Linked DNA regions of Homo sapiens: all the other regions are linked to region 1. Evidence: read pairs that join two places in POLR2A ChIA-PET (ENCODE). Cell type or tissue: GM12878. All regions are shown on one strand. Each heading gives the region's core, and the rest is flanking DNA. Links, peaks and the distances in the headings are about the cores only.

Evidence for each region. Peaks named below come from ENCODE experiments on the same cell type or tissue, not always from the same donor. Only the 100,000 strongest peaks of a DNase experiment are listed, where the experiment ranks them.
Region 2: POLR2A ChIA-PET joins it to region 1 with 8 read pairs; 1 of 35 experiments calls an interaction of 5 or more read pairs at or near these places.
Region 3: POLR2A ChIA-PET joins it to region 1 with 8 read pairs; 2 of 35 experiments call an interaction of 5 or more read pairs at or near these places.

What each region holds. Positions count from the first base shown.
Region 1 is chr10:108,009,931-108,020,887 of GRCh38, forward strand. All of the region lies in intron 4 of LINC01435 (long intergenic non-protein coding RNA 1435), which reads right to left. Among named protein-coding and RNA genes, the nearest start is that of LINC01435, 54 kb to the right of the region's middle. In GM12878, for the core only: no CTCF peak of the experiment used is centred there; DNase peaks (open chromatin) are centred at 4,699 and 5,071; H3K27ac peaks cover 781 bases.
Region 2 is chr10:107,908,165-107,919,121 of GRCh38, forward strand. The region is part of intron 4 of LINC01435 (long intergenic non-protein coding RNA 1435); the gene reads right to left. Among named protein-coding and RNA genes, the nearest start is that of LINC01435, 160 kb to the right of the region's middle. In GM12878, for the core only: no CTCF peak of the experiment used is centred there; a DNase peak (open chromatin) is centred at 5,477.
Region 3 is chr10:108,096,983-108,107,939 of GRCh38, forward strand. No RefSeq gene overlaps it. Among named protein-coding and RNA genes, the nearest start is that of LINC01435, 33 kb to the left of the region's middle. RefSeq lists an enhancer at 1-924. In GM12878, for the core only: no CTCF peak of the experiment used is centred there; no DNase peak of the experiment used is centred there.

The DNA.
Region 1 (10,957 bases), core at 2,715-7,714:
AATTACATCTTCCTTAAACATCTGTGGACCTATGAAGCATATATTAACACATTCCAGCATGTTATTGTTGGAGAATTTCTGTATGTGCAGGCAATGTTAGTGATTTAAAGCTCCCTTTGATATTCTAGGTATCTAAATGCATAATAGCTATTTAATGAATGAGCAGAAGTATTGCTACCAAAATAAAATTGTATGTCTTCTATATACTGTTTAATGATGATGAATGCCTTTTTAAGTGTGAAATAAATTGTATAAAAATATAACATAATTATATATATATATATTTTATACATATGTATGTGTGTATCTGTCTATCTGTTCATCCATCCACCCACCATAATTCCCTATTTAGTTGTCTGGAGAATGTATTTTTTCCATTAACATTATATAGGCTATAAAATATTATCTCATGGCATTCACCATTTTGGGGGCAAAATGATGTTCAATGATCTTTCCCCATCTGCCTAGCTTAATTTTCTTCATCAAGCTGTGTCTATCTTTGGTAAATCATTCCACCTCTCCACACCTTAATTTCCCCTTTGGTAAAAGAAAAGGCTTGGACTACTGCAATGTTTCCCCAAGACACTTTTGCAAGATACATAGTAAAAAATAGTGTTCTGTAGTCAAATGTTTGGAAAATGCTGCATTCTGTGTTCCATCTTAGAAATGCAGTTGCACATTAATACGTTAAATGTTCTGAGATATGACAGGGAAGAAAGTTGCTTACCTTTAATTCTCCCAGTTTATTTCAGACATTTGACTATGAAATCCTTTCTTTCTTGAATTATAGCAATTTATAAAGTGCATCAAATGACATGATCTCTGGATTGACATTAAGGACACTTGAAAGTATATAATTTCTAAGGAGTATTGGATTCTTGGTTTGAATTAAAACTATGATGTTGTTGCAATATGACACAGTCTAATCATGCAACAGGATTTATAAACCCTCATTATGAAATATCCATTCCCTACCCAAACCTTCCTTATTTTCATAGGAAAAAACAGGTTTAATAATTAGTATTCAGCCTCTTTTCTTATTTTAGGATAAAAAAACAGGTTTAATATATAGTATACAGCCTCTTTTCCTCCACCCACCTTTAGAAGTGCCTGTGTGTGTATGTGTTTGGGTGTGGGTGGGTGAGTTCGTGGTGGGTATGTGTATTTGTGTTTGTATGAAACTTGACTACATTTTAGGTTTAGATAGCAGAGAACATGAGGTTGGAAGCTAACTTCCCCAGGCTTGGGTCTGGTTATCATGATCTAGAAAAATTAACGTATTTCTGCGTTTGTTTCCTTGTCTGGAAAATGGATTCAATAGTAACTTCTAGACCTTACTTATAAGGATGTTGAAAACAAAATCTGCAAAACTTGACTCAAGTGGCTTCTCTCATCGTAGAGAAATGAAAACAGTATGGGGAGCTGGATTGACAGCTGTAAAGGATATAGCCTTTTGAGTAAAATACAAGAAGATAGTCTTTGCTCCCAAGCTTGCTCAAAGAGCTATGCCTCAAAGCACCTAAGAAACACCATGTTTGTCCAATTCAAGGAAATGAACCCACCATGGTCAGAATGAATTTCAATTCCAATTCTCAATTTGAAGTTACTGTGGTGTTCAGATGATATAGACAAATAGACAGACGAGAAGAACTCAGCTCTAAATTTAAATAAATAAAATCCTAATTTATGAAATACAAGACCTAGAGAGTCTATCTGAATTTCAAAAGAGATAATTTTAAGACAGAAATAGATGATGTAATTGCATCAGCCTTGTTATTTTCAAAAATCATCCAAACAGTAACTAGACTAAAATCTATGTCGATAAAATATAGACACCAATGGATGACACTCCACAATGGTAGACTCTTAAAGATACAGAGTGACATTTGAAGACATTTACCACTTTTGAAAGCTGAAATTAAATAATCTCAGAGTTGAAGAAGGTCCTTTCATGTGACCTAGCCTCCTCTGTCCCTTAATATCCTCTGCATGATACCACACAAATATTGTCAAGAATGACCATAAATGTCTCTTATACCTTTGTTCTCTCTTGAGGGTAAAATTCTTCTCCAGTCTGTTGCATTTTGTTCTTATATAAAGGATTTTGTGGAAAACATGGTGTTTTTGAAATAAAAAAAAAATGACTAATTTATATGACGCCTATCAGTGATCTGATTTCACAGACAGAGCTTACATTTAAAAAAACATGTGCACGCTCCATAGGACAAAAACCACTCTTTGTGCAGAACATCAGACTATTGTAAGAATTGCTTGAAAAGATGAGGTTTGAATGGGAGCATTTGTCAAGTCAATGGATTTCATTGCATCTTGAAAAGAAAAATTAAGAACTCAGTGAAAGGATTTATATTCTGTGCTTGCAGAGTTAGTTTTGCCTCACACACATTATTTCCCCCATCCACAGACACATCGTGGAAGGCAGGGTTTTTTTATACTTTTGTTTCATGTTCTATCTCGATTTCAGACAGTTTTATCCACTACTAAATGCTTACACTATAGTGTAACTGCTACTATGTGTCTTCCAGATAAGCTATAATTCTATTGAGAACAAGAACTACAGTCATGTGGCACATAATGATGTTTTGGTCATCAATGCGCTACATATACAATGGTGGTCCTATATGATTATAATATTTTATTCTTACTATACCTTTTCTATGTTTATTTTAAATTATTATTATGATTATTTTTTGAGACAGGGTATTGTTCTGTCCCCCAGGCTGTAGTGCAGTGGCACGATTATGGCAGCCTCAGCCTCCTGGGCTCTCCCACCTCAGCCATCCTAGCAGATGGGACTACAGGTGTGTGCCACCATGCCTGGCTAATTTTTTTGTAGGGATAGAGTTTTGCCATGTTGCCCAGGCTGGTGTGGACTCCTAGATTCAAGTAATCCATCTGCTTTGGCCTTCCAAAGTGTTGGGATTACAGGCATGAGCCACTGCACCTGAACTTTTATACATTTAGATATGTTTAGATACACAAATACCTACTATTGTATTACAATTGCTGACAGTATTCAGTACAGTAACATGCTGTGTGGGTTTGTAGCCTAGGAGCAATGGGTTATACCATATAGCTTAGGCGTGTAGTAGGCTATGCCATCTAGATATGTGTTAGTACACTGTATGTTGTTCACACAATGATGAAATCACTTAACAATATATTTCTCAGACCGTATTCCCATCATTAAGCAACACACGGCTATATATTGTAGTCTTCTTTTGTTGATCTCTTAGCTCTTAGATAAGGGCATACCACAAGAAGGAAGTTCTGCATTTATTGGAGATATATATATATATATATCCAATATTTATCTATTTATATATATATCTGTATTTATATATGTCTGTATTTATTGGATATATATATATACACACACACACAATTATAGATATATAAATATAAATTGGCATATGGATAAGTGGATGGAATATAAATCTAGTTTTAAATTTTTTACAAATGTTTTCAGAAGCAGCCACCATAATAAATTTCAAATTATCATTCCTGTGTCTTATGTTTATTACTTTTACATAGATCCATAAAAATATATAGTATTATTTTTATACTTTCAAAATACGTGTTTCTTTTTTCTTCTGTAGCTTGCTTTTACTCAAGAGATTCTAATACATTTCTTCTTACTGCTCAGTAGTATTTTAATGTATAAATATAACATACTTTTATATGATAGAAGTTGGAGTTTTGTTCTCTATTTTTTACTATTAACAACATGCTGCTATACATATATTTATACATGTCTCAAATTACACAGGAAAGTGAGTTTCTCTAGAGAATATCCCTAGGAGTGAGATTGCTGTGCCATAGGGTGTACATATGCTCAATATGCTAGAGATTGCCAGACGCTCCTTCATAATGGTTATTCAAATTACGTTCCTATGGATTCTCATTGTATAAAACTGCAGTTTTCCAACACGAATTCTTAGCCTTTTGAGTAAAATACAAGAAGATAGTCTTTGCTCCTGAGCTTGCTCAAGGAGCTACATCTCAAAGCACCCAAGAAACTTCATGTTTGTCCAATTGAAGGAAATGAACCCACCACGGTCAGAATGAATTTCAATTCCAATTCTCAACTTGAAGATACTGTGGTGTTCAGTTGCCACAGTCAAACATTTTCTTTCTCCTTTTCCTCAACTGTCTCTAGCCCATTCCTTATATATACAGGTTCTGGCATAATTGAAAGTTATCATTAATGACAAAAAATGGTTACATTTATCCAAATGTGATCAGTGTTAGCAGGACTGATCGTGTCCCTATTCACCTGCTCCCACTCTTCCTGTGTTCTAAGAGCCTTAGTATCCTTTTACATTATGCTGTGCATTAACAGCATTACAGGGTGGACAACATGGCTGCTGAGGTGCTAAGGTTGTTATAACCAGAGGTTTCAATTTACTGCCTCTATGTGCAATTTATTAAAAGCTATAACGTCTTAGAATAAAGCTTAATAAAACAAATCAAACCCTGTGTTTCCAAGACATATTTTAAAGAGAAGCTTTTATTAGGCGGTCTTTTAATTAACCATTTGCTGTCAAAAATAAACCATACCATGCAGAAATGTGGTTTCTACTGGTATGTCTTTCTCTTTCAACAGTTACTTATCACCTCAGCCTTCCTCTGAAAATAGTAACCTCTCAAAAGAGATGAGTATCACATAAGGTTTTGCATTTTTCTGTTGCCTGTCAATTTGCTTATTTTTAAATGTATTTATAACTGCATTTTTTAACAAATGAAAATTCTAGGTATGACTCTTTTATGTTGTTTATTTTCCTTTAAAGTAAATATTCTTGTGGAAATAAAACAGGAATATAACAAAGTGAATAAATCATTGATTTTTCATGAAGTGAATGCAATTTATGACCAGAGAATAGATCAATAAATGCAATACTTACCCACACCTTTGAAGACTCTCTCATTTCCTTTATCACGCACCTTTCAACCTCCAATACCTAACTGCATAATACCTAACTGCTTGCTTGGGTTTTAAATACATGAAATGCATCAAGTAAACCTTTTTCATATGAGATCAGTAAAACCCAGAAAGAAGAAATGACTCATTCAGGGTTGAACAATGAGTATAGGAATTAGCACCAGTACCGCATTCTCACATGCACCTTCAAACAGCAGGGCAGAAATAACAATCAACATTAAGCATGTACTGGGAATATGGCAGAGTAGGCAGCACCAGAAATCTGTTTTCCTATCTAGGCAATGTCAGAATCTGTCTGATATAACAGTTTTGTAAATCTGGAGTCTATTTAAGGCTTGCAACTTATAGAAGAAGAGTTGAATAATACATTTCTGCTAATTTTGGTTAATTTGAAGGTTTTGTTTTTCTTTTTCTTTTTCTTTTTTTTTTTTTTTTTTTCTTTTTTGAGACAAGGTCTTGCTTTGCCAACTAGACTGGAGTGCAGTAGTGAGATCTTGAATCACTGCAACCTCTGCCTCCCAGGCTCAAGCAATCCTCTTACCTCAGCCTCTCAAGTAGCTGGGACTACAGACACAGGCCACCATGTCCAGCTAATTTTTTTTTTTGTATTTTTTGTAGAGACAGGGTTTTGCTATGTTATCCACGCTGATCTTGAACTCTTAGACTCAAGCAAACTGCCTGCCTTGGCCTCCCAATATGCTGGGATTTCAGGTGTTCCGGTCTTATTTGAGTTTTTACCATAGTAGTAGTTAACTTACCCCACCCCTTAGCCCCATGGCATGCAGCCACATATTCCAGGAAGAACCTGCACATAGCTGCTGGGAGCCCAAGTGGGCAAAACAAAGGACCATTTTTTTTGCTAATATGAGGGATTTGGGTTCTCATCACTGATCACTGCTTCTGATCACAAGAGTTGCACATAAAGGTGGTAACCATTGGTGCCTCTCCTTTTATTGTTTCAAGCACCTCACACCCTGGCTGAGGTGTCTCCTAGGAGACTTAAAGAACTGGTGCTGGTGCCACCCCCATCTCTCTTTTTCCTTTTCCTCTTTATGGAGCCATACATTGAAGACCAAGGCACTCAAAGGCATTCTCATATATGGGTAAAATTAGAAAGTCACCACACATGCCCAGGGGAAAGCACGGACTAAGAAAAGACGTGAAAAGACCATAGGATTATACCTCACTCTAATACTTGGTACAGATATGATCCAAAAATAAAAGAAAGAAAGAAAGAAAAACTGAAAACAACAAATTCTGGGGAAGGAGAAGACCTCATTTCCAGAGCTACCACAGTATTAGATGGAAATGTCCATTTTCCAACAAAAGATTATAAGATATAAAAAGAAAAAGAAAAATATGGCTAATAAAAAGTAAAAAACAAAAACAACAGAAACTCAGCCTACAAATGAAATGCTTGGCAGAGCTACCAGACAAAGACTAGAACAACTGTCTTTACAGTGCTCCAAGAACTAATGTATGACATGAATAAAGTCAAGAAAAATGATGTATAAACAAAACAGAAAATAAAACAGTTAGAGAACCAAAAAACAATTCCAGAGCTGAAAAATACAACAACTAGAATAAAAAATTTATCTAGATGGATTCAAAGGCATATTTCATCAGGCAAAAGTAAGAATCAGAGAATTTGAAGATAAGACAACCAAAATTATCAAGCCTGAGGAACAGAAAAGAAACTGAAAAAAGTGAACAGAATTTAAAAGACCTGTGGGACACCATCCAACAGGTGAATATGCACACTGTGTGAGTTCCAAAAGAATAGGAAAAAATGAAGGGAGAATATTTGAAGAAATAGCGGCAGAAATTTTGCCAAATTTAATAAAAGACATGAATATAAATATTCTCAAAAGCTCAATTAACTTTATGTAGGATTAACTCAGAGACCCCCATGGAGAGACACAATCAAATTGTCAAAATCCAAAGACAAAGAGATTCTTGAAAGCAGAGAGAGAGAAGCAACTCATCCCATACAAGGGACCCTCAATAAAGTTATATGTAGATTTATCATCAGAAATTTTTGAGGGGAGAAGGTAGTGGGTTGATACATTCAAAGTGCTAAAAGACAACAACTGTCAACCAAGAATTTTATATCTGGCAAAATTGTCCTTCAAAAGAGAGGGGGAAATGAAGACTTTCCTAGATAAACAAAAGCTGAGTGAGATTGTTACCATTCCACCTGTCCTGCAAAAAATGCTCAGGGAGACCTGCACGTTGAAATGGAAAAAACAAAACAAAACAAAACAAACAAACAAACAAAATCATTATAAAGTAACTCATTAAAAGAAATAAATACCTGAGTAAAATAAATACATAGGCAATTATAAAAGCTAGCATTATTGCAGTAATAGTGTACAATTCCATTTTTTGCATGATTTAGTAGACTAATACATCAAAAGTTGTAAGTCTAAAAGCTAGTATTACTGTATCTTTGGTTCGTAACTTCACATTTTGTTGTCTATATAATTTAAGAGAATAACACATTAAAAGTTTTTAATGTATTTGAATACACACTCTATGAAGATGTATTTTTATTAACACCTGAAAGAGGTATGGTTAGGGCTATTAAAGGTGCAGATTTTTAGTATATTATTCAAGTTAAATAGGTATAAATTCACATTTGTAATACATGTAATAACTCTAGGATGTGAAATGTAATCCCTCATTGTAACTACAAAGAAAATACCTACAAAATATAAATAAATGGAAACTAAATGTTTCACTGAAAGAAAATCAACTAAACACATAAAAGACAGTAATACAGAAAATGAGGAATAAAAAGCTCTAAGACATAGATAAAACAAATAGCAAAGAGCAGAATAAGTCTTTTATCAGTTGTTGCTTTAAATATAAATGAATTACACTCTTCAATCAAAATTCAGAGATTGGTAGAATGCATAAACACAGATGACCCAATAATATGTTGTCTATAAGAGACTTAATTTATAACCAAAAATCCAAATTGGTTGAAAGTGAATGTGTGGAAAAGAATATTTCATCCCAATAGTAATACTACAATATTTCATGAAATAGATATTTCATGGCTATACTACTATCATATAAAATAAAATCTAGGGCAAAAACATTTATAAGAGACAAGGACATTTTATATAAGTAAAATATCTAATATAGCAAGAATATATAAGAATAAAAATATGTGTGCATCTTATATTAGACTATCAAAATATATTAAGCAAAAATTGACAAAATTGAAGGGAGAAATAGTGAGTTCTACAATAATACTTGAAGACTTATAAACCTCTTTTTAAATATAAAATAGAACAACTAGACAGAAGATAAGGATATAGAGAACTTAAACAACACAACAAATTAACTAGATCCTAAAGACATATACGTAATAATTCTACCCAACAAAAATAAAATACACACTCTAGGGTACACATGAGTCATTTTCCAAGATAGACCATATGTTGGTCCTCAAATTAAGTTTCAACAGATTAAAAAAATAGATATCAGACAAAGTATATTTTTCAATCACAAACAGATAAAACTAGAAGCCAGAAATAAAATATAAACTAGAAAATTTACAAATTTGTGGAATTTAACCACACACTCGAATAATCAGAGACTTAAGACACAAATTACAAGAGAAATTAAAAAACACTTAGAGACAAATAAAAACAGGAACGCAACACATCAAAACTTATGGAAAATAGAGAAATTGCTGCTAAGGGAGAATTTTATACTTATAAGCATTTACAGTAGAAAAAAGATATCAAATCAATAACCACTTAAATAAATAGAAAAAATGCATACTAAACCTAAAAATAGCATAAATAAAGAAATAATAAATACTAGGGCAGAGATAAAAGAAATACAGAGTAGAAATGTTTTAGAGGAAATCAGTGAAAGCAAAAGTTGGTTTTTGAAAATATTAAGATTGAGAAACCTTTAGCTCTCTGGACTAAGGAAGAAAGGAAAGACTGAGATTGCTTAAATAAGAAATGAAAGTGTAGGGGTGGCTGGCAAGATGGCTGAATAGGAACAGCTTCAGTCGGCAACTCCCAGTGAGATCAATGCAGAAGGCAGGTGATTTCTGCATTTCCAACTGAGGTACCCGACTTATCTCTTTGGGACTGGTAAGGCAGTGGCTGTAGCCCACGGAGGGCAAGCAGAAGCAGGGTTGATCATCGCCTCACCTGGGAAGCGCAAGGGGTCAGGGAACTCCCTCCTCTAGCCAAGGGAAGCTGTGAGGGACTGTGCCATGACAGACACTGCACTCCAACCCCAGGTACTATGCTTTTCCCATGGTCTTTGCAACCTGCAGACCAGGAGATTCCTCAAGTGCCTACACCACCAGGCACCTGGGTTTGAAGCACAAAACTGGGAGGCTGTTTGGGCAGATTCCAAGCTAGCTGTAGCAGTTTTTTTTTTTTTCATACCCCAGTGGCACCTGGCATGCCAGTGAGACAGAATCATTCACTCCCCTGGAAATGGGGCGCTGAAGCCAGGGAACCAAGTGGTATAGCTTAGCGGATCTCAACCCCATGGATCCCAGAAAGCTAAGATCCACTGGTTTGAAATACTCTTTGCCAGCACAGCAGTCTGAGGTCCACCTGGGATGCTTGAGCTTGATGCGGGAAGGGGTGTTTGCCATTACTGAGGCTTAAGTAAGCAGTTTCCCCCTCACAGTGTAAACAAAGCTGCTCGGAAGGTCGGACTTGGCAGAGCCCACTGCAGCTCTGCAAAGCTGCCGTAGCTAGACTGCCTCTCCAGATTCCTCCTCTCTGGGCAGGGCATCTCTGAAAGAAAGGCAGCAGCCCCAGTCTGGATAGATAAAACTCCCATCTCCCTGGGACAGAGCACCTGGGGGAAGGGGCGGCTGTGGGTGCAGCTTCGGCAGACTTAAATACTCTTGCCTGCTGGCTCTGAAAGGAGCAGCAGATCTCCCAACACAGCGCTCGAGCTCTGCTAAGGGACAGACTGCCTCCTCAAGTGGGTCCCTGACCCCAGTGCCTCCTGATGGGGAGACATCTCCCAACAGGGGTAAACAGACACCTCATGCAGGAGAGCTGGGGTTGGCATTTGGTGGGTGTCCCTCTGGGACAAAGCTTCCAGAGGAGGGAACAGACAGCAATCTTTGAGGGGTCTAATTGTTAGAATAAAAACTAACAAACAGAAAGGAATAGCATCAACGTCAACCAAAAGGACATCCACACAAAAACCCCATCTGAAGGTCACCAACATCAAAGACCAAAGGTAGATAAATCCACGAATATGAGGACAAACCAGCACAAAAAGGCTGAAAATTCCAAAAACCAGAATGCCTCTTCGCCTCCAAAGGATCACAACTTGCCAGCAAGGGAACAAAACTGAACAAACAGAGAATGAGTTTAACAAATTGACAGAAGTAGGTTTCAGAAGGTGGATAATAAGAAACTCTTCTGAGCTAAAGGATAATGTTCTAACCCAATGCAAGGAAGCTAAGAACCTTGAAAAAAGTTAGAGAAATTGCTAGAATAACCACTTTAGAGAAGAACATAAATGACCTGATGGAGCTGAAGAAGATAGCATGAGTATTTTGTGAAGCATACACAAGTATCAGTAGCCAAACTGACGAAGCGGAAGAAAGGATATCAGAGATTGAAGATCAGCTTAATGAAATAAAGCATGAAGACAAGATTACAGAAAAAAGAAAGAAAAGGAATGAACAAAGCCTCCAAGAAATATGGGACTATGTGAAATGACTAAACCTACATTTGATTATTGTGCCTGAAAGTAATGGGGAGAATGGAACCAAGTTTGAAAACACTCTTTGGGATATTATCTGGGAGAGCTTCCCCAACCTAGCAAGACAGGCCAACATTCAAATTCAGGAAATACAGAGAACATCACAAAGACACTCCTCAAGAACAGCAACCCTAAGACACATAATCCTCAAATTCACCAAGGCTGAAATGAAAGAAAAAATGTTAAGGGCAGCCAGAGAGAAAGGTTGGGTTACATATAAAGGGAAGC
Region 2 (10,957 bases), core at 3,475-8,474, 100 kb before region 1:
AGTTCTTCTGTTTCATCTCCCATAGAATATAAATGATATCTGTCTTATCCCTTAGGACTATGTTGAGAATAAAACTGAAGTAATGTGACAAAATTCTTCAGAAGTGAAGCATTTTAAAAAGCAAAAAGGTACCTTACTGATCTAAGGGTAGTATAGAAACATTCCAGAGATCTATAGAAATCTTTTATGTACGTGTAGGATTTCCTACAGAGCATTCTGGTCCTTTTTTCCTCTGCCTATATTTTAAATTAGACTCTGTTCTTTCACTACAAAACTTGCACAGTAAGCTTTCACCTTTGTTTCTTGCCAATCTTTAACTATTGCATCCATTTGATCTGAGCAGAGCCAGCTCACGTCAGAAGTGACCATTTCATGCCATGCAGTCTGGTTCCCCTCACACTGTCCATGTGAGAAACCAGCATGAAGAAACATCCAAGATGAGATTTAAATGCGCAAACCAGGGCAATCACGTCTTTAAGGGCTAACAGATTTTTCCTGACATCGATTTTCAGTTTCTCACTGGGCATGAAATATACCTACATTCATTCTAAAGTGATCTTACAGATGAGTGAATCTTAATCTCTCTTCTCCCTACATTTGTTCTTGCAGTTCCTTTATCTATCCTGTACTTACAGCCATTTCAAAACACTCCTTTTAAACTTATCCCTCCTATTCATGATCTAGGTTAAGCACCACTCTTGCCACAGCCTTCATAACCATCTGAGCCAGAAGGTTCCCATCTCATCTTTACTCTCTAGCACTTTTGTCATTCAGGTAACATACATCATCTACTGTCTCATATGAATGATCATAACATTTTGTACCACTTCACACACATCCCAAGATCAGTGACTGGAACATATCAGGTGCTCAGAAGATATCTGCACAATTTAAAGTTAATAAGAAAAAGTATATAAGGTTGTTAGCATTTTCTCTGGAAGAGTTAATACTCCATAAATATTTGCAATTCTTAACAGCATTAATAAAATACTGCATGTATTTTTGTGCCCAGTTCTATGTTTTGTTTGGTTTTTGTTTTGAGACAGAGTCTCACTTTGTCACCCAGGCTGGAGTGCAGTGGCGTGATCTCAGCTCACTGCAACCTCCACCTCCTGGGCTCAAGCAATTCTTGTGTCTCACTATCCTGAGTAGCTAGGATTACATGGTTGTGCCACCATGCCCAGCTAATTTTTTGTGTGTTTTTAGTAGAGACAGGATTTCCCCATGTTGGCCAGGCTGGTCTACAACTCTTGATCTCAGGTGATCCACCTACCTCAGCCTCCCAAAGTGCTGGGATTAGAAGCGTGAGCCACCGCGCTTGGCCAATTCTACGGTTTTGAGAGTCCTTTCTACGAAACATGTAAGTCGTTCTCAGAGTCAATATTATCTTTTCTAGGGGGTAACAGTAAATTCAAAAAGATTTAAATTCTGTTCCTAGATTATGCATTTGGTAGCCAAGTATTGCATGTTTGCCAACACAAAGATATCAGACTAATAATGCTTTTATATCTTACTACAAATATCAATACCTGATTTAAGTATTGTCTTTCAAATTTCGAGGCTTCTATAAACATATGCATATGAATAATAGGAAAAAGACCCAACATAATGTTTTCACACTCTCAAGTCAAAGGCATAGATTAATGTGGTATCTGTTTCCCCAGAGCTTTACACATGCAAGATGCTCAATGCTTTCAGGTTGAAGACACTAATATATTGAGGGGAGCCTGGGCAGGGCCTCACAAAAGCTACTGATTATTCTTCAGAAAGCAGAATGCAGGTAGTCTACTTTTAAGATAGATATTAATGCGGTCTTATATTTGAACACAGGTCTGTCTACCTTCATATCTTATACTTTTTTCTTCTATAACACCTTGCCCTTTCATGCCACATTGCATTTGCATTTTTTATTAGGATCAGAGCCCTGATCATAAAAAAGATGTAGGCCAGGCGCGGTGGCTCATGCCTGTAATCCCAGCACTTTGGGAGGCTGAGGCAGGCAGATCATGAGGTCAAGAGAGACCAGCCTGGCCAACATGGTGAAACCCCATCTTTACTAAAAATATAAAAATTAGCCGGGCATGGTGGTACCATCCTGTAATCCCAGCTATTCAGGAAGCTTAGGCAGGAGAATTGCTTGAACCCGGCAGGCAGAGATTGCAGTGAGCCAAGATCGTGCCACTGCATTCTGGCCTGGCGACAGAGTGAGACTCCGTCTTTTAAAAAAGAAAAAAAAAAAGTAAGTTTGCTAAAGAATGCCAATTATACTAAAATCTAAAAAGCCAAGTAAAAAAAAAACTTATACAATAAACACCAGTTTTCAGTCAATTCTGAAATAAAGTCAGATTTAGTTGCTCATTCAGAAATGTATTAACAAAGACCAGATCTCAAGATTTTCCGATGACCTAATAATCAAATAATCACCCAAGCATTGACTTCAAGACTAAAGATGAGGAGGACAGTGTGAAAACAATGCAATTACTACTGAAAGTAAAGAATAAAATGTGAAGAGATTTACCTTTCATAAGATGAAGCTTCCATTACCAACATTTGCCTGCTTGCAGCTGCCGCTAAAATCCACGCAAGATGAATAATTTTACAGACAGTTCTTAAAAGGATCTGATTTCTAAGTTCTACATTAAAAAACTATAAGGCAGATTTGGAGTGAGATCAATGTGAATTCCACATTGTGTTCTATCATTGACCATTCACATCATCTTGGCCAAGTCAATGATCCTTTTTTAACCTTAGTTTTGTGTCATTAGAGTGATAATCCCACCTTCACAAGATTGTGAAAATTTAAAAGATGCTAAATAAAAGCATTTTATTAAAACAAAAAACTTGGCCCAGTGTAATTACCACCAAGGTTGTGTTGATACATGTCGTGCTTAAAAATAGCTGATGGCACACAAGCAGATGTCAAGCAGCCAGTCATGTAACAGAATGCAGCATTAATACCATCATAATGATGTAAGTAATATACTGCAGATAACGGTCTTAGGTTAATATCTCTTTGAACAACATTGCTAATGCTAAAGAGACAGTGAAAAAGTGAAACATTATGTTTAGCATAAAAATGTGAAGAGAAAATACCATCCACCTAATTAGAATTTTGTATGGATTAACTAGCTAATGCTGGTTAGCATTTGAGAATGCAATGGAAGACAGAATTATACACATTCACAGACACAAAGTACTACATATTATATGTAAAATTAGATCACAGCACATGACATGTATAAAATGAGTGGTGCAGATGAAACACGTTCTTGCTCGCAACAAACTGTCCCTACTCAGCATCTTTCATGCCACAAGATTCCCCCACTGGGTCTAGCAAAGGTTTCCGTTGAGAAAGGCAGTCCCATATAACAAGGCTGTATTAGTAAATGAATTTAAATAATGGCTCTCAAATTTTGGGAATTGCACTAAACACATTCACAACAAAACATACAAAACACACACAGAGGAAAGTACTAATCATGTACAAGTTTTAGTATATTTAGTGCTTTGTGTCTGAATGTGTGTATAAATTCTGTCTTCCACTGCACTCTAAAATGCTAACCAGCATTAGCTAATGAATCCATACAAAATTCTGAGTACTAATCATGTGCAAGGCAGAAGTTACATCTTCAAAAGGCTTCCCCAAAAGCATCAGCAAAAGGAACAGGAGAGAGGAATGCTGCAAGGAAACCATCCAGAATTCTTGAAAAGTTAGATGGGCAGCTCATAATGACCATCTATTTGTACCTGTCGTTCAGATGTTATTATAATCATTAGTCTCTCTTAGCAGCAAACTTTTAGATAAAGATCAGAGAACTCCAAAGGATGTATATTATGGCGTATGGTGCTTCTTTCTAAGGTAGGATATCTAAGTGAGAAACCATAAGTCTTCAACTTTATTATTAGATTTGGGGTTAATGAACTGTCCTTTATTAATCTGAGAGAAAGAAAAATAGTGGAAAGGCAGTGACACACCCATGTACAGGACTTTACAACAATAATGCCCTGTTATTTCTATCAAATTATGTGATTCTGTGGATGAATTCTGAGTGGCACTGACCCCATTTTACAGATGAGAAAATTCAAACGCAGATTACTACAACAAATAGGACTTGTCAAGGGTACATAACAAATAAGACTACAAGTCAGGTCTCCACTCTGCTTTCATTTAATTCAGTTTCCTCCATCTAAGTTTCATCTGATCCTCCCCTGCTCCAATTTACAAAAATAGCTTTAAACGTTACCTCCTTCATGATGCTGAAACAGATAAATGTGTTTAGATGAAATTAGCCCTTTTTGAAAACATGAACATACGTACTGAAAAAGTGTGTGTGTGGCTGAGGAGGTTGGCGTTAGGAAATACAAGACTTCAGAGGTGAGAGATCTCACTGCTTAGCAAACTTTGGGTGCTAAAACACTAAGTCACTTCCCCTATTACTTACTACATTCAATAGCCTTAGTAGACTTACTGCAAAAGCCACCTATCCAAAGCCTGACCCACACTTGTCTCTACTGGACTTGTAAGTATAAATGTGTGCACATGTACACACACACACAATCTGACAAAACATTGTCATTTAAGTGAACATTTGGTTTGCCAAAGATGCATAATCTCTCCGTCAGGCCAAAATATTTCAGGATTAATAATTTGCAGCTTAGTATAACAGTATCTATTTCTAGTCCAAAAGTTTTGTTTCCCAGTGCTTATAATATTTGATGCACTTAAAGCCAGCAACTCTGAGTTAACTACCAAAAGAAGGGAAACATTTTTTAAGTTTAGATTTAAGTGAGATGCTTATTTTAGTGGTGATGTGTTAATAGTATTGAATATTTTACTGATATTAAAAGATATGATTGTTAACGTAGGCAGTGAAGTCAAATGTCTCCAGGAGCTGGATAAAATCTCTACTGCAGTTACCTCAATAAAATTCTACAGAACGACATAAAGCAGAACCCTTTGTCCTAAGGTAACATACTAGAGCTGTGTGGATGTTCTCAGGACAGGACTATCAATGCTAAATGCCGTTATGATTTGCCTCAATACAATCTATAAGTATGTACAACAGAATTCCCAAGGAGTAAATGTGTTGTAAACTGTCCAAAACTGTTATTTTAAAAGCTAATAATGGGAATACAGTGTCATGTCTCTGGGAAGGTTTCTTGCAATTGCATTACAAACTAAGGTATGGTGACTGATACTGAGCTGGATAATCAGTGCATATTTCAAAGAGCAAACTCGCAATTTCCAGATCTAACTTCTATTTACTTATGTGTTCCATTTTTACCCACTTTTGATTACCGTGTTCTCACTGCCTGTTCTGTGGTAGCCTCGACAACTTTTAAATGGTCTTTAATCACCAAAGCTGTTGTTTTACTATTTGTCACTAAGTTTCCAGGTTCACTTTAAGTTGATACTTCTGATAGGTTAAAGAGTTTCAGATTTATTCACTCAAACAAAAAAACTTCCTGACATGGCCGGGGAAAAAAAAAAAAAAAAAAAAAAAAATGACTAGCTGTCAGCCCTGCTACTTTGTCTTGCAAAAGCTCACCACACACCCACTCTCCCTCCCCAGGCTCAGCCTCCTGGAATCTTAATCCCCTTCTTCATATGGAAAAGTCTTTATTTCAGGTTTCACTAGAGGTGGTCAGGCAATGAAGAGTGAACAGGGAGTTGTAGTCCCTTGGATATTGATGTTTCCAGGACTAAATCACATTGGAGAACAATCAATTCACAAGCTGTAAAGCCCCAGCTTTAATCACTTTCTCTCTCAGAAAGATGGTGCCTGCTCTCCATGTAACTTCCATCTCCTCAGTGCCAGAGACAGGGACCACACTAGAAGGCAGTGATTGTCCACTGAGATTTTGTCCCCTTTAAATTAACCTAGACATTTGTCATCACAGACAGGAGCCCCCAGAGTAAGCTTACAGCAAGTGAAGTGGGAATCCTTGAGGGCAATGTCAGCCTGCCCTACAACGTTAACCCTTTCACCACCGCATACTATGCACTTATTTAACACCCTACTCTGCCTGGTCTTCAGCTTCACAAGCCATATTGACAGAAACCAGGGATTTACATTCTTACTTGAAAGCTGTTTTTTTCCAGGTTTGGAGCTTAGAGATGAAGATGGGAGTTCCAGGAGGACTGAGGCCCATCTTGGAGATGAAATACTTCCTGGCGAAGGCAAGCATAGCCTTTATTTTGCACACTTCAAGTCAGAAGCCTCAAATCACCTTCTGCCCTTGACCCTCCAAGCCCACTTTCACACTCCCTCCCCGCTTCGCTCCCCGACCCCACCCCATCACCACTCTGCTACTCGCAACGCTGCCTGGTCGCACCCAGGAACCATCTTTGTGGGTGGGGTTCCTCGTCTCCGCGGACAGGCTGCTAGTGAGCCGCAGCTCCTCCATCCGGAAGCCAGGGATCTTCATCTTGCCGCGGAGTTCCATGCTGCCGTCGCCCCCAGTCTTCAGGGACTTTGCGCTCCCGCAGGCTCCTGCTCACCTCTCCCATCGTTGGGCGCTGGTGGCACCCCAGGAGGAGAGAGGAGCAGCAGGAGCCCGGTCTCGCAGTGCCGGCACGGACAGTACTCTGGGGGTCTGGGCCGCGTGCCACGAGGAGCAGAGGAGCCACCGGAGCCGCTTCCGCAGACGCCCTGACACGGAGGACCCAGAGCGCCGCGCCGCGCCGCCGAGGAACGCGCTCACCGGCGCCAAATTTTCCCATCCCGGGAGCGAGGGCGGCGGCGAAGGGTCCGGGACCCGAGGTGGCGGCGCGGGGCTCTGCGCGGGCGGCTGTGGGTGCTGGAGCTCAGGACCCTAACTTTAGCGAAGTCGGGCCGCGGCGGGGCGGGTGGAGGCGGCGTGGGCAGGGGCTGCCGCAGGTGCGGAGTGAGGCGCCGCCACACGGGCGGGGGCAGGAGTCTCAGGAACTCGGCAGCCGCCAGCAGAGCCCGGTGCGGGACCGGGAGCTGCCGGGGCCTCAGCTCCGCTCTCCCCACAGCTCTCCGTGGCTGCAGGTTGAGGTCGAACTGCAAGCGCCACGGACCCTGCCTGCTGTTTACTGCGTTTTCACTGGAGACTCCAGCAAATGTCCTGGAGAGGAGAGGGATTCCTGCTCTGTCCATTTTAGTCTCTACATTGGCACCTTGGTGTAAACCCACAGCAGAGGCTGCGTGTCCTGGCTGAGAAACACAGAAGGGCAGCGGGGACGGAGGTGGGGCCGTGTGCAGATGAAGTATGTTTATGAAGTACATGATTGTGAGCGTCAGCGTATGTGTGTTTAGGGTTTTTCCCATCAGTCTCCAGCTTTGCTCCCTTTTCTTGACCTTCTGTAGCACTCACTCTGCCCAAAGCCAGTCTTGCGTAATCCCATTTGAAAGAGCACTTTGTTACTAGCCATATTCTAAATGTTTTGTGAGCCTACACTATGGCTTTAGAAAAAAAAACCACACACACCACACTAGGGGAAAAGAAAGGAACTCAAAACTGTGGCTTGGGAACATTTTCATTTGGAGCACACCAATTAGTCCCAGGGTTTAGCTCTAAACCCAAGATTCCGTAGGAAATCGGACATCTATTGGAGACTTATCTACTACGTTTGTTATATGACTGTTAAACCAATTCATTGACCTGTATCACATTCCCCACCTCAACCCTTGAAGCAGCTGGCATGCCGTCTGAAATCTTGGAATAAACTTTGCATATGGTTAGCAATCTTCTATTTGTGTATGAAGGTGCTCACCACTAATATGCTGTGAGTTCCTGAGAATCACCACACTTGGTTGCTTAAAGTTTGAAAATGACCAAGTTGTAACTGAGGAACTTTTCTACAAATTAAGGAACAGTACGTTCCAAGTGTCAACGTCACGAAGTTCTTTCATGACTTAGGAACTGTCCCAGATTGAAGGAGATTTAGGAGTAAGAAAATACATCCTATGATCCTGAATTAGATCCTAGTCCAACAAAAGGACATTAGGTCAATTGGCAAAAGTTGACTAAGGTGTGTAGAATGGTCATATCATAACTTTTTAATTTCCTACTAGTTTTGAAGTTGAACTGTGGTTGTGTCAGATGTTTGTGGAAGCAGAATATAAGGTATGTAAGAAATTTTAAAAATAGTCTTTTTTAAATGACAATAGAAAATTTGGTCTGATAAACATAAAAGGATTGGATTAAATGACCTGGAAAATCTTTTGAGCCTAAAATTCAATTGTATTACAAAAATATGTGCCAAGCCAGGTCCCCTGCTGCTGGCTAGTATAAAGTTCAAGTGGAGATTTTAGGAAGGAAAAGGAAATTTGAAAATTTCAAATTATTTTTTTAAGCTTAAACCTTTTCCAGTAGATAGTTTTATTTCAGAAGGATGAAATGTCTTCAGATTCCTTTGCGGTCTTTACAAAACTAATAACACTCTTGTATGTATTAGTCAACAATCAAATATCCAAAAGATAACAGCTGTAACAAAATAGTAAAAATTCTAGTGTGTGTGTGCACGGACACATAACTCATTTCCTTCATGGTAACTTCATTAAAATTCTCAATCTGTGATCGGACCACTTTGAAGAGTAGCTGTTAATAAGTCAGCTTTTACTAACTTGTAATGGGAAAGTTTTATACGCAAGCTTTCATAAAATATGCTTTTGGAAGATAAATTTCATTCCATAGACCATTCTAAGACACAAAAGCAAATGCCAGCAGATCAACTATCTCAGCCTTTAAATTTCAGTGCTTCCATGAAGCACAGTGTCCTAAATGGTAAGCTGGCTAGTTCAGTCATGAAAAGAACATGGAATATGCCTCCAAAAATACCTTTACTACCCAAGAGTAAGGGCTTATCTTTGGAAAATAAACCTGCACCCTACTAACAAAGCAGTATTTTGGCCAGTTGTGTTGTATAGATGGGAGAAAGTAATCTGGGATTCTCGTGGCATCCCAAATCACAAATGCTACTCATTAGCCCAGAAGAGCTGTTTCTCATTTCACAAAAGCTTCACAGATTTGCAGAATTACTTGTTAATGTCTTTTTGTAAGCCTTACTTCTTTTTATGTCAGGATAAGTGTGTGAGAATTACACTATGTGGAGTAATTACTCCATGGGTAGGAATCCAGATTAATGTATCAAAGTACAGATAGATCCCTATGCAAAAATAGAACTGGAAAAAAGCAATGAAATTTAAGGGTAATCACTAATGATTTTGAAATAATGTTCTTAATATTTTAGGTCTACATTATTTATAATCATTGTAGCATGCTAGCAAAATGGATATGTAGACAATTCCCAGAAAAAAATTAGCAAAATGCAGGTGTTTTGCTTTGCTTCCCTCCACATAAATGCTACTTCTTCATCCTGCCAAATATACATCCCTACACCTACACTGAAGAGGTAGTCCAAGAGACTCATTAATGGGAATTCACTGAAGTTGAGCATTTCTTTTACCATGTTTTAAAAAATTTTAGGATAGGTGTAGAGTTATAGAAAAATTGTGATAATACAATAGAGAGTGCTCAGACTCTTGAGAAGGTAGCTGCTCAGTGAGAGGGCAATCTTAAGAGATCTGAGGCTGCTTCCCACCTTACATCAATTGTCATTTGGCAACTCAAGGTCACTCAAATTACGGCCTGTTGCTTTCCCTGCCTGGAGCACCAGAGCAGCAGCTCAAATATTTTGCCCAGAATGAGAAACAGGATATAGAACAGAGAGCTCCTTTTATACCTGTATACCCCAAAGGATGAGATTGAAAAAGTTCAACCCTGAGAGCACTCAGCACAACAGTGAAAGCGACGGTGAAAAGCAACTGGGAAATTGATTCATTGCTAAATGATAGGTTCACAGTTCAGTGGAGAGAAGAGGACAGTGTCAGCAGAAAGAGCACTACTGGTTCAAACAAATATGAACACTGACCTCAGCAACTGTCCCTTTAAAGCAGCAGTTTCCCAACATTTTCCGCACCAAGGACCAGTTTCGTGGAAGACAGTTTTTCCTCGGACAGTGGGGGATGGTTTCGGCTTGAAACTGTTCCACCTCAGATCATCAAGCATTAGACTCTCCTAAAGAGTGCACAACCTAGGTCCTTTGCATGCATGGTTCACAGTAGGGTTCACTCTCTTATTTGAATCTAATGCTGCTGATCTGATAGGAGGCGGAACTCAGGCAATAAGCTCCCTCACCAGCCACTCACTTTCTGCTATGTGGCCCAGATCTTAACTAGCCACAGACTGGTAATGGTTGGGGGCCCGTGCTTTAAAGGACTCTAAATTTGATTAACCTGTGATGGGCATGCCCCATCGCATCAGTGAAAACAACGGCACAATTGGTCAGAATTGGTCATCAGTTAGAACATAGCAGCTGTGTATTAGGGAAAGAGACCCTTAATGAAGGCCTTATAATCACTGTTGTCCTACTAACTACTGGGATACCCAAATGTGACAGTAACATTACTCTAAGATGATATTGAAAAATAGGAATTTTACAAAAAAGACAAATAGAAGTTCTGGAGTTGAAAGATATGTAATTAAAATAAAAATTCACTGGGGTGAGGGTTTCAGTGACAGCTTTAAACTGATGTAAGGCTTTAGAGAAATTATATAGACCTATAGAGATTATACTTCCAAAGGGCAAAAAAAAAATGAACTTCAGGGGCTTCACACTACAGGGGAGTGAGGAGGAGAGTTAGACTGCTCTAAAATAATCCAGACTATCACTAAGTAAGTAAGCAAACCTCAGTAATAAGCTATGGAGAGTTGAAGTGCCTAGGGTTGCTACATTATCTTAAGTTTCCAATTACTGTGAACAAAAATTGAGGAATGCAAAGCAGAAACAAACAGATTAAGTATGACCAATACACCAGAAAAAACAGTCCACAGAAACTGAAAGTGATAAAGTTGAGATTTAGGGGTAACCATTATAAACAGCTCAAAGAATTTTAAAAAACCTTGGTTAAAAGTATGACGGTAATGT
Region 3 (10,957 bases), core at 1,919-6,918, 86 kb after region 1:
TCTGATTGGCTGGAAAGCATCAATAAAGTATTCACTCCAGGTTGCAGACTTCACCCAGAACTGGTAGCACAGCCCTCAGGCTTCAGGCACACCCTGACCTGAAGGTGGGGTTTCAGCAGGGATCCACCTTTTCCTGCCTATGAACCTGTCTGCCTCCCATCATCAACATGCCATCCACGGCACCCAGGCTTTCCACACCAAGGGGTGCCTGCAGGCCTACAGTGAGCCCCTCAGCCTCCATCCCACAATCATTAGTGCCCAAAGTCTGGAGGGGCCAAGGTGGCAGGAGACTGGCATGTCAATGCAACCCCAAGCATGTACACACCCCGTCAGGTGGCAACAGCACTGGGGCTTGGCCACAACTTTGCTCCACACTGGGGCAGTCACTGGGAGTAGGAAGAGGCCACATAGCAGGAGCAGGCACTTCCAAGCCTGTGAGAGTTGAGTGCTTCCTGGGCCCCAAGAGCGAGGGATGCTGAGGTCCAGTGCCATGGCTGTGCAGCTGCAGATGTGCACAGGAACACGGCCTGTGGCCCTGCCAACTCAGTAGGGTGTGGGGCTCCCTCTGTGATCACCTGTTCCTGGCCCCTGCTGGGCTCCATGGAACACACAGCCCAGGCCCCACCTACCCTGCTGCAGCTGGTGTCCTCGAAGTGGCCACTCCAGAAAGGCTGCCACCACCATCAATACTATCCAGTCTTTCAAATGGAACCACTGGCAATGGCATTTACCTTGACTAAGAAAATTAAGATGTTTGTATTAAATCTCATCATATTTACTTTCCTTGAATGTACTGCATACAAATTAGAATCTCTCATGTTTTGCTACAATCCACACCCCCGAAGTACTCATATATGATTAAATTTGCTTTCTGTCCTTTACTTTTCAGATGTTTGTATAGACTGGATTTTACATGGGTGACCTCTTACAGGTCTTTTCCCTGGATATCAATTTGTTATTTCATGAAATATTTCAATAGTATGCCTGGAAATGAGACTGGACAATTTGCAACCATCTCCAGCACTGCTCTAGAGCTTTATACAATTATAGTGTAATTAAATAAGTTTAAAAATAATAAAAGTAGAATATTTAAAGATCTTAACAGCATTTTAAATAGATTTTTAAAATATGCTATTACTTTAGAAATTAAACTGCTTTTGATAGCCAGTGAGGAGATGAGCTTTTAAAAGCTATGTTTAAAAATACATTTAAATTAAAATGTAGTTATAAGGTATAATGCAGTGACTTATAAAGCGTCTTCTGGCTCAAAAAACCTAACAGAAGTAAATGCCTTCTGTACATTTAGTCATGGCTTATGGCATCTGTATTATGCAGGAGGAACAGTAACAAATTTAGCAGCTCAATGAGAACACCAGAATCAGTTCAAGTTTCTCTATATTTTTGCCAAAATTTATTACAGTCACCATGAACAAATAAGGGTTTAATTTTTTAATAAGATATTTATTTAGTATTCAAAAAACTATTCCGAAGGAGTTGAAATCAGTATGTCAAAAAGGTATCTGTACTACCATGTTTATCACAGGACTAATCACAATAGCAAGGTGTGGACTCAAATTATGTGTCCATCAAGGGATGAATGAATAAAGAAAATGTGGCATATATACAGTATGGGGTACTATTCAGCCATAAAAAAGAATGAAATTCTGCCATTTGCAACAACATGGATGATCCTGGACGACTTTATGTTAAATAACATAAGCCAGGCATAGGAAGACAAATAGTGCATGATCTCACTAAAGAAGTTGATTATATAGAAGAATGGTTGTTAGCAGAGGCTGAGGTGGTTAGGCAGGAGTGGAGGATGGGGAAATATTGCTCAAATGATACAGGATTACAGTAAGATAAAAGGAAAAAAATGCAAGAGATCTATTGTAAACATAGCAAGGTGACTATAGTTAGTGCTGATACATTGTATCAAAAAATGTAGAAAGAGTGGATGTCACCTGTTCTTACCACAGAAATGATAACTATGCAAGATAATTCATTTGTTAATTAGCTAATTTAACTATTTTACAGTGTACATGTACTTCAAAACATCATGTTGCACATGATAAAAACATACAATCTTATCTGTCAGTTTAAAAAAGGCAAACAATTTGCCTTCTCTTCTAAGGGTATTTCCAAGTCATTTAAAATGGTTACATTTTTTGATGACAGCATTGAAAAGCAAATGCATTTTTTTATTGGACATGAAATTGCTGAAGTTCATTTTAATTAAAAATGCTTTCAAACAATTTTATATTCTTTATAAAATTAATGTGCTAAAGTATTATGGACTTCTGGTTTCCAGTCTAGCATGTCATGAGCTTAGAAGTCAACAATCCATCCTAATAACAAATATAAAGCTGAGCAAAATGAAAAATCAACAACTCTTCTAAGATTTTTAGATCTTTCAGAGAAGTAAAAGTTCAGTGCAAACCACTGCCATCCTCCCAAATTGGAGAAACAGACAGGCAAATACTGAGTGCCACAATTTACTGAAATACAAACCCAGTAGAAGAAATCTCCATGGGTACCAGTGGTAGGTTAGGAAAACCTGAATTCTAATTGACAAATTGCTGAAAGCTTCACGTGAACAAATCTGAGTGTGAAAAACTCCGGAAGGATCCAATCATGGTGGGAACCCCCACTTTTATTTTGCCTCCAGGAGTTTGATCTCACCCTCAAAGTGAATATCAGAGAAAAATCTCCCCATACTTCCATGGGGGTGCAGGGAGTAACCATTTTGAAATATGTCAGAACATTCTGTTCTTACTAAAAGCCCTGCCCTAGGAGAAATAATTTATGAGGCTCTAGCCTGCTGGGGTTTTTTAGAGCCTAACCTACCCAAGGGAGTGGATAGGCACCCAACTCTAACCACCCCTAGTCATCCATGTAGGGGAAGGGAAATATCCAACCGCAGTACTCTCTAGTAATCCTGTCCCAACTAAAGATGAGAAAACAAAAACAAATAAACAAACAACAGAAAGAGGGAGTGATGAAGTCCACAGGCCAGGGGCACAGTCTCATCCAAAGTCTAAGACTAATCATGGAAATAGAATGCTTCTCCTCCCTCACACCTTGCTACTACATTGCTAAAGGCCTTAAATTTAACACACATTCTTTTACCCAGTACATCATATCTGCCTTTCAGTAAAAAATTACAAGGCAATTTAGTAGAAAAGGCAAAACACGCAGTTTGGGAATCAGAACTAAAATCAGATGTAGCAGTAATGTTAGAATTATCAGAATAAAGAACAAACAAATAACTATGATTAATATGCTAAATGGTTTAATGGAAAGTGTAGATAACATATAAGAACAGATGAATGTTAGCAGAGAGATGGAGATTCTAAGAAATAATAAAAACATGCAAGAGATTAAAACACTGTAATAGAAATAAAGAAGTCTTCAATTAGCCCACCAGTAGATTAGACATGGCTAATGAAAAAAATCTCTGAGCTTGAGGATATAACAATAGAAACTTCCAAAACTGAAAAGCAAAGAGAAAAAGAATGAAAAAAAAAAAAAAAAAAAAAGAACAGAGTATCAAAGAACTATGGGACAAATACAAAAGTGATAATAAACAGTTTGGGGGAATATAAGAAGAAGTAAGAGAGAAAGGAACAGAAGCAATATTTGAAACAATAACTGAAAATTTCCCTAAGTTAATGTCAATTCCAAAACACAGATCCAGCAAGCTTAGAGATTAGTAAACAGGATAAATGCCAAAAGCTACACCTAGGCATAACATTTTCAAACTACAAAAAAAAAAAAAAAAAAAATCAAAGATAAAGAAAAAATTCTAAAAGAAACCAGAGGCAAAACAAACAAAAAAACCTTATGTATAGAAGAGCAAAGATAAGATTGCATCCACCTTCTCTCAGAAACCATTCAAGCAAAAAGAAAGTGCAGTGTAATATTTTAAGTGTTGAGAGACACTTAAATGTTGAGAAAACAAGTATTGAAAGAAATATTCAAAAGAAAACACCAACCAAATTCTGTACTCTGTGAAATTAAACAGTGAAAGAGAAATACTTTCTCAAAGAAAAAAATGAGAAAATTTGTTGTTAATAGACCTGAAAATGTTAAAAGAAGTTATTCAGAGGAGAGGGAAGAAACTTGGATCTACATTTTAAAAAAAGGAAGACCATGACAAGGAATAAGTGAAGGTAAAATGAAAACTTCTACTTTTTAAATTTTAAATGATATAATCATTTTCTTGTTTAAAATAATAATACCAACAATATATTTGTGTGTGTGTGTATATATATATATATACATGCACACACACATTTATATATGCTTAAGTGAAATCACAGCAATGATACAAGGGGTGGGAGGGAAAACTGGGAATATTTTGTTATTATAAGGTACTTGCACTACCTGTAAATGCTATTATGTTATTTTAATGTGACCTAGATTAATTGTGAATATACATTGCAAACTCTAGGACTATCACTTTATCACTAAAAATGTTTTTTAAAAGTATAATTGATAGAAAGTGGAGAAAATGGAGTCAGATAAAATACATAATTAAAACCATAACAGACAAAAAAATGTGTGGAAGACAAAAACAGGAACAAAGAATAAATACAACAAATAGAAAATAGTAACAAATATGGTAGAAATTAATCTAATGATATCAGTAATCACCTTATACCTCAATCGTCTAAATACACTAATTAGAAGACAGATTGTCAGATGGATTGAAAAACAAGATCCAACTATCATCTACAAGAAACCCACTTGTAATATGAAGACACATTTAGATTAAAAGTAAAGAGGTAGAGAAAGATATACAACGCTAACACTAATTAAAAGAAAGCAAGAGTAACTATATTTTCTTTAGACAGTACAGACATGAGAGCAAGTAAAGTGATCAGGGATAAAGAAGATACTACATATTGATACAAAAGAGTCAATACTCCAATAAAACATAACAATCCTTATGTATCCAACAATAGAGCATCAAACTATATGTGAAAAGAACTGATAGAACTTCATGGAGAAATAGATGAATCCACTATTACAGTTGGAGAATAAACATCCCTCTATCAGAAATTGACAGATCCAACAGCCAAAAAAAATCAATGAGGATATAGCTGAAGTTACCAGTACTATCACTCAAGTGGATATAGTTGACATCTATACACTACTTCACCCAAGCACACCAGGTTACACATTTTTTTTTTTTTTTTGCACAGAGAACATTCACTAAAATGCATCACATTTCAGTACATAAAATACACTTAAGGTATTATGATCTATTTTTTAAATAAATAATTGTTTGCCATTTAAAATCTTTGAATTTTTTTTAGGACAAGCTGAAAATAATTAAAGAGTGAGAGAAAATAATGAATTTCTGAAATTCTTTCTACAGTCTCAAAACTATGTACTACAAAATTACAGACTAATAAGTAATATAGCTGGAAAAGATAAGAATACCAAATATGAAATAATGCTATGACATTACCTATTGTAAAATTAATAGTTCATCTGTAATCATTGATAAAGAAACTGGAGAGGCAAAAACTTTAGAAGTCAATACATAATATAACTTATAACAAAGCCTCCTAAATTATTTAAATAAACATACTTAGAACGACCAAACTATCATGAATTCAAAAAATACTACTCAGAACATTATAATGCCTTCTTCCTACTTCTATATACCTAAAATTGCTAAAGTATGGTGTTCAAGAGTTCGCAGGACACTTTGGGAGACCGAGGCAGGCTGATAATGAGGTCAAGAGATTGAGACCATCCTGGCCAACATGGTGAAACCCCATCTCTAATAAAAATACAAAAATTATGTGGGCATGGTGGCACGTGCCTGTAATCACAGATACTAGGGAGGCCGAGGTAGGAGAATCGCTTGAACCAGGGAGTTGGAGGTTGCAGTGAGCCAACATCGCACCACTGCACTCCAGCCTGGTGATGGAGCGAGACTCCATCTCAAAAAAAAAAAAAAAAAAAAAAAAAAAAGAGTTCACAGAAAAAGAGAGAAAACAAGTAGACCACTCAAAAGGTTCCCTAAAGGACATGGGACATGCACTGAATCTTCTTAAAATAAGTAGGGTTTGGATGTGTAGAATGAAAACAAAGAGAGAATATGAGCAATAACTGCACAGATGGTAAAGAACATGGCTAGGGTTGGAGGCACTCTGGAGTGGGTTTGGTAACCATCACGTTCATACTGAGCATTGGTCCCAAAACATTAAATAAAAAAGAATAGGTTTCAATGAATAATAAGTTTGTTTCATATGGGCACAACAGGAATAAAAAAATTCAACCTTGATATCCTATTTCAAATAATACCTTGAGAGAAAAGAAATTAAGAAACCGTGGGTTCATTTCCAGATTGAAGAAACAGTAGGCTGAGTATTCCACACTGTAAGTGAAATGAGGATCCAAATCAGGGCATACCTTGTCAAATGTTAGAATTCAAAAAGAAAACAGAAGACTGTAAGCATTTCCAGAGCTAAAACAGAAGGGAAAATACAATGGCATCAGGCATCTCAATATTATCATTTGTGATAGAAAAAATACCAGATCGATGTATTTGATAATATTATAAGGAAAAAAAATTTCATCCTAGAATTACATATTCAGCAAAACTCTCAAAGCAATTTTCAGATATACATAACCTCTCTTCATCCTCTCATCCTCTACCTCTTCCCTCTCCTTTTCCTCCCCCTCTCCTGCTTCTCTCTCCCTCTTCTACACTTTTTCTTAGGAAGCTACTGACTGTGAACTTATCTGACTCTGTGGATTAAGCAAAACAAACAAACAAACAAACAAGTAAACTAACAATAATCAAGAGACTAGAATTTAAGAAACAAAAGATACACTCAGCAGACACAGTGCATAAAGAATGCAACCTACTTTGTAGTAGGAGACTAGAATTCTACAAACTGGAGCTCTCCAGAAAAATAAAAACGCAATCAATAGATTCTGAGATACCGTTTAGAATTTGGAAAGAGAAATATTGATTGGCATATGAAAGGTCAGGTATAGCTCATAGAAAGCTCTGATTTGCACTGAGAAGTACCTGCAATATCATACCAAGGTAAACAGTGACTACTTATTTAATGAAGCATTCTTATATATGTGCTGGATGTTTCCAGGTCAATTTGGTTAGGTGGAAACTGAGCTAAAATGAAACTATGTATCCTAGAATCCCGAGTCTTGTATGGTCCCAGATTAGGATTAACAACAAGAGAAATTGGCATGAGATTTGGAAAACGAAAATGCAACAGCTGCATTAATATCAGAAGGTGGATGTGGGCAGATACATTCATGTATAGATACAAAACAGTTAAATACATCCAGTTTACCTTTATTGTACTCAGATTTGCATCTGGTTCATTTTCCACACTGCAGACTGAGCAGCCATAAGCCCTCAACCGGATGAAACCACAACTGTGGAACCATAGAAGTGGCCATCTCATAGCAGCACACTTTCGCGTCTATCTCTCCTTTAGCTTTCCCTTCACAGTTCAGTTTTGGTAGCTGGGGTTTGCTTAAATTTTCACATTTCACTAAAAGCTGACTTGCTCAACTATGCCAGTGCTTCACAAAAACTATTAGTGATCCTGTCTCAAATCCTTCAACTCATTTCCGACCTTTACCTCTCCAGCTCCAGCCACAGATCTGACATCTAAAATAAATCTCTTAATCCCATAATACTGTACTCTGCCTCCATGATTAAAGATTCAGAAGATTCAGATATTGGTATTAGAAGTGTTTCCATAGAAAGAGATGCTTAAGGGTAGAAATCTAGAATTGGTTTGTAGATCTAATGAGATTTGACAGGACTAATTACACTGCTGCAAGGCAAAAACAGAATGTTGGTATTCTCTGTTGGTTCATTGCAAAAATATGACTAAAATTAGAACTGTCATCACCTGGAGTGAAGTGCTTTCAGGCGGCAAGGCTTTGGGTGATCCAGTAGCAGTTGCCGTAGAGCCAAAGAGCAATTTAGTGGGAAAAAAAGAGCACAATGACTGGTTATTTTGGATTGCTTCTAACAGTGCTGGATACTTTGAAGGAAAAAAAAAAAAAAGATGAGCTCAGGAGTTCAAATTCCTAAACATTTGAGTAAGCAGCCAGAATACTTTTATTCTGCCCTAACAGTACTCTAGGAATGGTATTAAGATTTCTGAAAACCTAAACCCAAGACTAAACCTGGCAGATTCTCGGATTTTCATGTTAGGATATTGTTGGAAAGAAGAGGGACATTGAAAAGGGAAATGAAGATATACGGTAAAATTCTCACGAGATTGAAAATCTTGAACCTATAAATTCTTCACAGTGTCAATTTCCAGTAGAAGCAGCACATTCTTTCCTATCTGAATATATTATTATTTTTTTCTTTTCCTAAATAACTTGTAATGGGCTCCCCTGAGGTAGTTGCCTTCTGGGGAAATGCGGATTCTGCTCAGGACCTGTCATGCAACTTCTGTTTGCATCTAAATTTATAACAAGATTTAGTGACAGCAGCCCCCAGGAGACTGAATATGAAGTATGAGCCCTGAGGAGGGACATACACAACAATAAGATTGTACAACCTTAACAATTTACTTTATCCAATCTTGAATTATGTATGGGAATTCATTATGAGAAATTTGGTTCTGAGTGAATGAAATGCATTGTTGGGTTAAGCTAACTGCTTCAAAGGGGTGCACTGGCTGAAATCCCTGGATTCAGTAAAGGAAAGAGCAATGAGGAACAGGTCAAACCGTTTTCTTAGTCAGGTGTCTGAAAATTAATTTACAGGTGGTCTGCACTGAATTAAGTTAAGATGTCAGAATGTTATTGGTTGACTACAGATAATTTTTTAAAACTTTGAACACTCAACTTCATACATTATGAAAGATTTGTTCAACCCAGAAGGCGGTGAATTTTCTGTCAAAGAAAATAGGGCCAAAGGTATAGAATACTCTATTGCATGGATAGTAACTAGTGGTTTGTCTGGATGCTCAAACTGGAAAGAAAGAAGACAATGGAAATATTGGTGATCAAAGGGTCTAGAGAATAAGTATGCCCATGCTTACAGAAGAGTATTCTCGGCTTGGAGGAAATCTCAGAAATCAACTGGTTACGATGAACTACTCAATGAGCGCCATTTAGCCTCTCTTCCTAGGCCTCCTTTTCCCTGCCCAATGGGCTCATGAATAAATCAGCCACAGTGGTAGAACTATAGTTTATTCATGGTCTCAAGAGACTTGGACTTCACTTCATCAAGGTTAATCTTGTTACAGCTACCATTGACACTTCAGCCTGCCAACAGTACAGATTAACACTGAGCTCACAATTATCCAGGGTGACCATGGAGCCACTGAATGACTAGCTGATTACACTTGAGTATTTCCATATGAAAGGAACAGTGTATTGTTCTCAATGGAATAAGCATTTATTTTGGAAAACGGATGTGCGTTTCTGACTATAATGATTCTCTGAAAATAAAATTTTATAGGATGCCTTAATTACTGTCATGCATGCCACCTAGCATTGCTTCTTATCAGGGAACGCATTTTATAGAAAATGAGTGTAGTCGTGAATTAAAAATCGGAATTCATGGTCTTATCCCATTCTACATAATCATAAAGCAAACTGGTTTGACACAATAGAGGGGTGACCATTTAAAATGCATTGATGGCATCAGAGGGTGACAACACTTTGAGGCTCTAAGGTAGGTCTTCTAGGATTTGTTATGTTCTCCAAATCTGTGATCGATAAACAGTACTCTTTCTCCCATTTCCAGAGTTCCAGGATCCAAGGAGGAAGGGAGGCAGATAATGGGTATTACTCTATTGCTCCTGCCTGATCATCCACTAGAAAAAAATTTCCTGCCTACTACACAAATTTAGGTCCTGCTTGCTTAGAGGATTTTGGTACCAACGGACAGAAACTTCCAAAACAGTAAACAATAAAACGATTTTATTTAACTGGATGCAGATGCTGCCATTTAGCAACATTGGTCTTTTCATGCCAGTGAACCAGTAGGCAAAGAAGAGGGTTACTTTACTGTTTGGGGTAATTGATCCTGATTACCAAGGGAAAATTGGACTGTTTCTGAAAACATGGAGTTAGAAACTAATATGACTGGAATATGTAATGTCCTATGGCCTCCTACTTGATATTACTATTTTAAAATGTTAATAATAAACTTCAATAACGAAACATAGGCAAGACTTCTAATAGCACAGGTATTTCAGGAATAAAGGTTTGAGTCTTCTCATCGGATACGGAATTATGACAGTATATCTTAGTTTGTTTGTGTTATTAATGGAACATCTAAGGTATTAAAATGCCATTAACTAATAAAGCATACAAAGGACAGGGCTGCAACAGGCAAGCCCTAGGCTAAGTTTTGTTCATGGTTTGTTGAGTTTTATGCTGAATAATATTAATGACTTGATATGATATCAATTAATGTCTTAACATGACAATTATAAAGTGATTATAATTAAATTCCCAAAATAAACTATATAAGCAAATAGAATATTAAACAACTAAGTTGCATAATATATCAATAGAAACCTTGCATAAGGAATAATTAATCAAATTACACACCAAAAAATGTTAGACTTGTTAGAAAACCTTCACATTGTCCCTTTTCACAGTAAGAAGGATGAGACCTCAGCCACTAAGCAGTGACTCTGTCCTACTTCCTTACCCAGTGCAAGCGTGCCTTAAGGTTTTGGTAGTTGTATGATACTACTGAATTCTGAGCCTCTTATGAATGTAGATTTTTTTCTTAGTTATACCACTTATTAAGCAAGTACTATACTAAACACTTCAGATGCCTCGTGTCACTTAATACTCTTAAGAACTCACTAAGAGGTATTATGTTCCCATTTTAGAGATGGAAAATTGAGTTTCACCGAGGTAAGGTAATTTGTCTGTATTCTAACAGCAGAAGTGGTGGAGCCAGGATCTAAAACTCGGT